Linked DNA regions of Homo sapiens: region 1 is linked to region 2. A link is a loop called in an ENCODE intact Hi-C map of the cell type or tissue named here. Cell type or tissue: dorsolateral prefrontal cortex. All regions are shown on one strand. Links, peaks and the distances in the headings refer to the core of each region. The heading gives the core; the rest is flanking DNA. Region 1 overlaps LOC105374292 (a long non-coding RNA gene). Region 2 overlaps LINC01968 (long intergenic non-protein coding RNA 1968).

Evidence for each region. Peaks named below come from ENCODE experiments on the same cell type or tissue, not always from the same donor. Only the 100,000 strongest peaks of a DNase experiment are listed, where the experiment ranks them.
Region 1: a loop joins it to region 2, with 2.5 times the contacts of the local background. A loop is called at or near these places in 2 of 110 quality-filtered maps.

What each region holds. Positions count from the first base shown.
Region 1 is chr3:194,812,600-194,816,987 of GRCh38, forward strand. The region is part of intron 3 of LOC105374292 (a long non-coding RNA gene); the gene reads left to right. Among named protein-coding and RNA genes, the nearest start is that of LINC01972, 46 kb to the left of the region's middle. In dorsolateral prefrontal cortex, for the core only: no CTCF peak of the experiment used is centred there; a DNase peak (open chromatin) is centred at 2,452; H3K4me3 peaks cover 518 bases; H3K27ac peaks cover 903 bases.
Region 2 is chr3:194,754,979-194,759,366 of GRCh38, forward strand. The region is part of intron 3 of LINC01968 (long intergenic non-protein coding RNA 1968); the gene reads left to right. All of the region lies in intron 2 of LOC105374292 (a long non-coding RNA gene), which reads left to right. It also overlaps the pseudogene FAM151AP1. Among named protein-coding and RNA genes, the nearest start is that of LINC01972, 12 kb to the right of the region's middle. In dorsolateral prefrontal cortex, for the core only: no CTCF peak of the experiment used is centred there; DNase peaks (open chromatin) are centred at 2,183 and 2,818; H3K4me3 peaks cover 539 bases; H3K27ac peaks cover 2,544 bases.

The DNA of each region.
Region 1 (4,388 bases), core at 223-4,222, 58 kb after region 2:
TCACTGGATCTGCCATAGCCCTTCTGTTCTGTTTAAGATGCAGTGGGGAAGGTAATCAGAGAATGAGCAGCATCATGGATGCCTGGAACCTGCTCATTTTGGTTTAAAATTTGCTCTTTTTCATGCTTCTGGCTTGTTTTTCTTTGCAGTTTTGAACTTGCTAAACAATGTTTATTTATTATTTTCAAAGCCTTTGGCTCACTCGGACAAAGGGAGCTCAGATTAGTGGAGAGAACATTTGATTAGGATCTCAGAGACCTAGCGAGCTCTGTGATCTTGGCAATTTCACCCTTTCAACAAACATTGAGGGCCCTCATTCTGTGCAAGGGATCCCATTAGATGCCATGGAAGATGCCAAGATGTGTGAACAGCCTCTGCCCCCAAAGTGCCATAATCCCTCCCTGTATCTCACTTTATCTGAAAATTGAGAACTGTGGGATATGCCCAGCATCTTCCATAGAGTTGCAGATAGGATGATGCATGAAAGCACTCAGCACCTTCTCTCTGTCCTCGAGTATTAAGAGAATTACCAAGATGTCATCAAGATGTGAGTGCTAACTTTCCATTTTTATTTAAAAATGAAACTAATGATGACCCTTTTTACTTATCCAAAGGTTTGAAATGTAAGAACCAAATAGATCAACTAAACCTTTAAGTCAGTCTCAGGACATTGGCAAGTAGGGCAGAAAGGGGCTGGCTGCCCCTCCATTCTGCTGGGGCCAGTATCCCTCTGGTTTTCCAAGGGGCCATTAAAAATACATAGTGCCCAAGAAGTGACAAAGAAATGGAGTCTCTGCTTGTCCTTGGAAAAAAATGTAGGCCACAGTAAGACCCCTGAGAAAAATCTCTAGACAGTCTGCCAACCTCTTTCCATCATCTGGAAAGGAAAGGAAGGTCCACAGAGGCAGCTCAGTAAGGGCAGAGGGTGGGCCACAGGCTCTCTGAGTGTCCTCCATGATTCATCAGTGTGGAAAAGCGAACATCAGTCCTCAGAGCCCAGCTTCGAGGCACAAAAAGGCTGCAAGACTCAGCCAGAAAGCTGGGCCCACACTTGGGGATGAGGGTGAAAATGGCTCACAGAAATGGTTTCTCAACAGCATTGACTGCCTATGGGGTGTGCATGAGAATTGCAGCAGGATCCTCACAGATGAAGGGGGGCTCCCTGGATTCAGAGGCAGGTGCAATATCTCAGGTGTTTAAGGAGTCGGGTTAAGTTGTGATTATAAGGACTATGCAATCAGATGACTGTCCTGAATGGCCACATACTCATTGGAGCAAGATAATAAAAGGCTGAGAGTGACTAATCACATTTAAGATAAAGTGTGAAAGTTTGAGGGTCCCCTTGACAGCATAGAAAGAATTTTCATCTCCTGCACCTGGAGGGCAGAAAAAGCTCAGGATCAGGCACAAGACTGAATCATGAGGGTGGCTGAGCTCCAGAGAAGGTTCAGTTCTCGACCACAGCAAGTCTGCAATGCCACCATTGTCACGGCTGGGAAGAAATAAGACCTTGAAATGGGATAGGGACATCTGGGCCAATACACTTGAGGATCATGAGCCCTCTGGGCCTGGAGAAGGGGCTCACTCCTCCCTATTAAAGGCTATTCCCCTCCTTTGCTTAAAGATGTTGTAACCTCTTTCAACAAAAATTCAACAAAAATTGAATGATCATGGGAGTTTGTTACTAGCTGTCTTCAATAAGAACAAATAAATTAAAAAGGGCTGAAGAGAGAACTATGAAGCACTTACTTTAAATTAAAAAAGAAAGGGTAGGTTTAGAATTGAAATGTTACTGTCACCAGAATTACCACATCTCAGATAAATGTTGCTGTAAGTCCATTCCTAGGGTGTAAGTCAGGAAAGGAGTTGTTGGGCTGACCCTGGCTCTGAGTGAATGGCCCAATACATGGTGGGTACATAGTGACTACCTTGACATCCAGAGAAGGCACAGTTTATGTAAAGGGAGACTGGGAGCTGTTAGAGTTTTAGAATCTTCTTCCCTCAGTCTTCATGGGGCTTTAGTGATCAAATGGGGGGCACAGACTCATGTCAGGCAGCCCTGGCTGGGTGGGGATTCTTCTTTTGCCCTTTGTAGGTTGTGTCACCCCAAGCCAATTTCTCAGCTTCAATGAGCCTCAGTTTCCCCATGTGTAAAATAGTGTTAATAAAACCTCCTCCCAGAGTTGCTGAGAGGGCATATAAGAACAAAATGAACAACTCATAGCGCCATGCCCACCTGCAGTGTGAAGGGTGGGAGGGAGAGTGAACAGGCAGAAGGGGTCTTCTACCAACCCAGCTCTGGGAGGCCTCTGGGACCCAGAAAACCACCTAGGGTAGCAGGAAGGGAGGGCCTGGTCAACTGTGAGAAGGCAGAGGGATTGAATCTGGATGGCCAAAGAGAGAAAGAGGCCATCTGATGATGTCCCTGTATCCAGGCAGCATTCTGTCAATTACCCGGGCTGGGATGCTTCCCAATTTCATAAATAGTCAAAGGGCACTGAATCATCGAGAATCATAAAGAATGGCTTCTTTGTGCTAATTTTATTTCCTAGCCCAGCTTGCCTTTCCATCTGTTTTCAGCATGACCCCGATTTCTGCCTAATTTCCCAGTTGGATGCTAGAAGCCGAGAGAGGTTAAGTGATTTGCCTGTAAGCCTGTGGTGTGGTTACTTTTTATAGTGGTGAAGTCTCCATGGCCCTGTCAGGGCCTCCTCCACAGTAATCCTTTAGCACAATCCAGGAAAAACTGTGAGGCGAGGAGTCAGGAGGACTCGGTATTGAACTCCCACCGGAGGAAGAGTTCAGCTGCTTATCCTCTCTACGTCTCAGTTTCTCCGTCTGTCAAACGGGCTAAGCCACACCAAGCCTGCCAGGCTGTTGTGAGGATTACGGGAAGTGTGTAGCCATCTCCAGCCACCCTTGGCATGTGGTAGGGACTCACTCAATATGAGGTGCTGTTCTTTTTGTTATCTCCATACAGAATCTTATGACGGGAAAGCTCAAACTTATTATCTTGCAGGTTTCCTTATAGAGGTTTTTTTTTTTTTTTTTCACAGACTAGTAAGATTTCCAGAAAACAAGGGATCAGTACAGGGTTGACAACTTTTATTTTTCTGAGCAAGTCCATTGAAACAAACTATCATTCATTAGTACCATACTTTCATTAAAAAGGGATAACTTCACACACAATCACACACACGCACACGCACACACTCAGATTAGAAATGACATAATATCAGGATAATGCAGCCTTTTAAAGTTGGGAACAATTCAATTTGTAAAACACGTACTACAGGCCAGGCGCAGTGGCTCACGTCTGTAATCCCAGCACTTTGGGAGGCCAAGGCAGGTGGATTACCTGAGGTCATGAGTTCAAGACCAGTCTGGCCAACATGGTGAAACCCCCTATCTACTAAAAATACAAAGAAATTAGCTGGGTCTGGTGGCAGGTGCCTGTGATCCCAGCTGCTCAGGAGACTGAGGCAGGAGAATTACTTGAACCCGGGAGACGGAGGTTGCAGTGAGCCTAGATTGCGCCATTGCACTCCAGCTTGAGTGACAGACTGAGACTCCATCTCCAAAAAAAAACTACATTGTGATTTTTTTCATTTCCCCATTATTCAGTTTGGTGAGAACTGTGTCATATGCTGACAACTCTCCGAAGATCTGTACTTGAGACCCATTGCTTCAGTTCATTTGATCCCCAAAACAACAATGTGAGGAAAACTGGGTAGGGATTAAAGCAGTATTGCCATTTTATAGGTAAGCAAACCGTCGAGGCAAGATGATGTTCTTTTGAGCTCGCAGTGTCTGTTCTATTCGTTAGGATCACGTTCATCGTCAACAGAACCCTTACTGGAGTATTTCCTAAGTGCCATACAGGGTGCTAAGTCCCTTACAAGCATGAGCCCCTCTAATCCTCACAGCCACCCAGTAACTGAAGGGTGCTATCATTCCTCATTTTAATAATAGCTAAAGCGAGGGTTAGACAGCTTAACTCTCCAAGGTCCAGGGTCACACATAGAGTGAGTGGCAGAACCAGGATTCAAACCCAGGTTTAGACTACTCCAAAGCTGCCCCGCTTTATGGATTTTGATCTGCCTGCGGTCACTAGCTGGTAAGAGGGAAACTGACTACAAACCCTGAGCATTCTGACTCCTGGCCCGCTGCTTCCCCCTGGGGTAAAGGTCTGAGTGGGTGTCTCTGCCTCTTCCTGCTGCTCCATCTGTCCGGATACACCATCACTTGGCTCCATTAAGTTTTGTTGACTAAAGAAAGAAGTAAGCTTTTAAAGAATTAAAGTTAGTTTTATTTCAACGTTTTATTGAGGATTATCGCCGGGGGGTAGACTTTTAGAGGGTTTTATTAGACTGTGTTAAGTTAGTACT
Region 2 (4,388 bases), core at 180-4,179:
CCCAGGTTCAAGCGGTTCTCCTGCCTCAGCCTCCTGAGTAGCTGGGACTACAGGCGTGCGCCGCCACACCCAGCTAATTTTTGTATTTTTAGTACAGGCGGGGTTTCATCATGTTAGCCACTGGTCTTGAACTCCTGATCTCAAGTGATCCACCTGCCTTGGCCTCCCAAAGTGTTGGTATTACAGGTGTGAGCTACCACACCTGACCCCCCCAAAAACTCTTAACTATAATAAAACTGTACGGCTAATATTGCTTTTGGTGCAAAACACATCCATTTAGCATGCAGACATTGGGCTGAATCCACTGCAGCGAACATGTATTAAGTCCTCACTGTGGGTTCGGCAGGGCTGGCCTGGAGTTTACATGTTTTCGTGTCACTGATTCATTAGCACATGGGTAAACTAGTTATTAATTAATGCACTCAAGCAGGCAATGTTGTCCGAAAGAAAGATTCCACACAGGGAACAAAATAATGACACTTAAAAGGTTTGACTGGTGGAGAATGAGGTGCTGCTGGGGCCTCCTGCCTCCCACGGGATCCCAGCTTGCAGGGAACCTTGGGGACTCTGGGTCGTGCGGAGTTGGGGGCGTTCCCCAGAGAGCGTTGTCATGGCCTGCAGGGAGCAGTTATCGAAGAATCAGGTCAAGTGGGGGTTTGCTGGCATTACCTGTGTTTCTGTAGTGGTCATTGCCGCGATAGTCCTTGCCATCGCCTTGCGGTGGCCAGGCTGTGAGCTGGAGGCCTGCAGCTCCGAGGCCGACATGCTGGATTACCTGCTGAGCCTGGGCCAGATCAGCTGCCGAGATGCCCTGGAGGTCACCTGGTACCACGCAGCCAACAGCAAGAAAGCCGTGACAGCTGCCCTGAACAGCAACATCACAGTCCTGGAGGCTGACGTCAATGTAGAAGGGCTCGGCACAGCTGACGAGACAGGAGCTCCCATCGTGGCACACCCTCCGGCTATCTACAGTGATGACACACTGGAGCAGTGGCTGGATGGTGTGCTGGGCTCTTCCCAGAAGGGCATCAAACTGGACTTCAAGAACATCAAGGCCGTGGGCCCCTCCCTGGACCTCCTGTGGTAGCTGACAGAGTGGGGCAAAGTCCGGCGGCCCATGTGGATCAACGCTGACATCTTAAAGGGCCCCGACATGCCCATCTCAGCTGAGGTCAGTGCCACACAGTTCCTGGCCCTGGTCCAGGAGAAGTATCCCAAGGCCACCCTGTCTCCAGGCTGGACCACCCTGTACGTGCCCATGTTCCCAAACAGGACGTACACCCGAGCCATGGTGGAGAAGATGCACGAGCTGGTGGGAGTGGTGCTCCAGAGGGTCACCTTCCCTGTGCGGTCTTCCACAGTGCGGGCCGCCCAGGCCCACTCCAGCTGGCTGCTGAGCCAATCTGAGAGGTACAGCCTGACGCTATGGCAGGCTGCCTCGGACCCCATGTTGGCAGAGGATCTGCCCTACGTCCAGGATAACACTGCTGTCCACCACGTCTACTGTGATATCTTTGAGCCTTTCCTGTTGCAGTTCAAGCAGGTGGCCTCTACTTGGCAGGGTGCCATGAGGCTTAGAGAGGATGGCTGTAGAGCTGTGGCCTACAGAAGGTGTTTCATGAATAGCAGCCACCTCACCTTGGCGATTTGGGGCCCCACAGTGAATGCCACATGGAAACAAATGTACTACACGGGAGGCAGCCTGATCCCTCTTCTCCAGCTGTTCGAGGGTGATGGTCTTCTCAATGCTGCCCCAGGGGTACAGCAATGGTAACCCTCCCAGACACAGAAGGCATGATCCTGCTGGACACTGGCCTCAAGGGAACTGTGGCTGAGAACCCCGTGCCCACTGTTTGTGCTCCAAGTGGCAGCATCCTGAGGTTGGAGTCCTGCCTGCAGCAGCTGGCCGCACATCCCAGACACTGGAGCGTCCATTTGCAAATAGTGGAGCCCGCAGCCCTCTGGCCGTCCCTGGCCTTGCTGGCATCCCTGTCCAGCCTTGGCTTCTTGCATCGGCCTGTGTGGATGGGGCCAACATCTCCCACGGGAGCTTTTCAGTCCTCGGCCACATGGCTGGCAGAGAGCTGCTTACAGCTGTGGCTGAGGTCTTCCCCCATGTGACTGTGGCACCAGGCTGGACTCAGGAGGTGCTGGGCAGTGGCTACAGGGAACAGCTGCTCACAGATATGCTAGAGCTGTGCCAGGGGCTCAGCTTCCAGATGCAGGCCAGGCCACGGGGCCACAGCACGCCTGGAGCTGTTGCCAGGCTGCTGGCATCCTCCCCTGGGGCTACTGTCACAGTGGAGCACAGCCCAGCTGGGGGCAACTATGCCTGTGAGAGGACAGCGCTGCTGGGAGCCAGGGCTGTAGACAGAACCCGAATCTACTACACGCTGCCCCAGGGGTACCACAAGGACTTGCTGGCCGATGTTTGCAGAAACTGAGCACCCAGGGGTGGTGGGCCAGCAGACCCCAGGGTGGAGTCTTCCCATGGGGAGGCAGGAAGAAATAAAGACCTTTGCCTTTCTCCAGGCAAAACAAAACAAAAAAGAAAGGTTTGAAACCCTGGTCTGGATATCTAGCTTATTGTGTGTGGTCAATAGAAGATTTTTAATAAATGAAAAATGTTTTACTCACCTTTTCACTGCTTTGCTAGAAAAGACAACTTGGAGTTTCCAAGAGAACAGTCTGTGCCCTGGCTATATTTCAGAAATGTTCATTCTATTCAGTCCAGCTGCAGGGAAAAGGATTGTTGCTGGAAGAAAGGGCCTACTTTACACAGCTGTATCTAGGGAAGGCTGAGGGTTGCTCCCCATGGCCCTCTGGTTCTCCCCCTGACTGTTTTATGGTCAGGCCCATGTGCAGCTGCTGGGATCCCTAATGATGCCTGATATATGGGGAGCTTAAGTGGCTACATTTAAGGCTTAGATATTAGCAGGGGACTCTTGCACTGTCTGAAGACGAGCAGTTGATGTATTCCGTGTGCTGTAGTCTGCCAGCCCATTAGAATTTAATTAGGCACATTCTTTCCTGACAGCCTTATGGTGCTCAGGAGCAAGATGCTTTTGGCTTTGTGGCTGCATTTGGAACTCATTCTTTCTCCTTTTTTTCTGGAAGCTCTCAGCATCTCCTCTGCCTTCAGAGAACCTGTGGTGGTGTGTATCAGAATCACTCCTGGAGATTTTGAGTCAGTTGGTCTGGGACAGCTATCTTCCTTTTAATAATCCTCCACAGGTGACTCTGAATTGCTCTGAGGCCTGAGACATGCTGACCTCTGTAGGTTAATGATCCTCAAGCCAACACCTCCACTCCAGACCTCCCGAGCTTCAGACATACGCAACCTTCTGTCTTTTGGGCAGCTCCACCTGGAATGTCTACGAGGCGCCTCAAGCTCCAAGTAGATGTCCTATAAGTTTTGGAGTCCCTCACCTGCTCTGTATTCAGTTCATTCTATTTATTTATTCTTTCTTCCAAAATATCTCTTCATTCTCTCACCTCCTAAGGAAAATTCTGCCTTTTGTAAACAAGGTCTAGTTGTCACTGGATGGAGAAGCTGTTTCTCTGATTCACCTGATTTCCCTTTTACTTGAGAATTTCTCCCTAACCATTGCTCCCATCTCGTAAATAACTTATAATAACTTCGGTAGGGGCCTGTGATTTCCCCCGCATGCATGCATGCTTCTTCCCTTAGTTTCCTCTAGTACAGCTGAGACAAGGCTGGAAAACCTGACTGGATTTGTCCCACTGGAGACTCAGTGACAGGTGAAGGGAGATCAACACAGGGTGTACTGTGACCCAGGATACCTGGCATTCAGCACCTTTCCCTTTGAAGCCTGAAGGGCCTGCCTCACCTGAACTCCCCCTAGCATCCCTATGGCAAGTACTATCTTGGCACTTGCCAAGTTGAGTGTGTGCCCAGAACAGGTCTTTACCCAGAACAGCTGGAGCAAGGTCCTCTCCCTGCTTCCCCGCTTCATTTCTGCTTCTTGTCAGAGCATCCATCTGGTTCTCAAATGGCTGGTGTTGGATATAACCACTCCCTTCAGAGGAGACCATGCCTATTCCAGGGCCAGGGTTGCATAAGGTTCAGCACTGCAACCAAACCAAAATATGACATAGTGACCCCGATTTTAATGATGAACTCACATTACACCCCCTGGCCATGCCATTGCCGCTGCCTTAGTTCCAGGCTTCAGTAGCTCTTGCCAACCAGTAGCAGAAGGCTCCCCTCCCATCTTTGACCACATCCAGTCTTCCCACAGTAGCTGGACCCACAATCCTAAAACTACAGAATATCACCATTTAGCAGTTCTCAAACTATTTGGTCTTAGGATTCTTTTACGCTATAAAAAATTACTGACGAGGCAGGCGGATCATGAGGTCAGGAG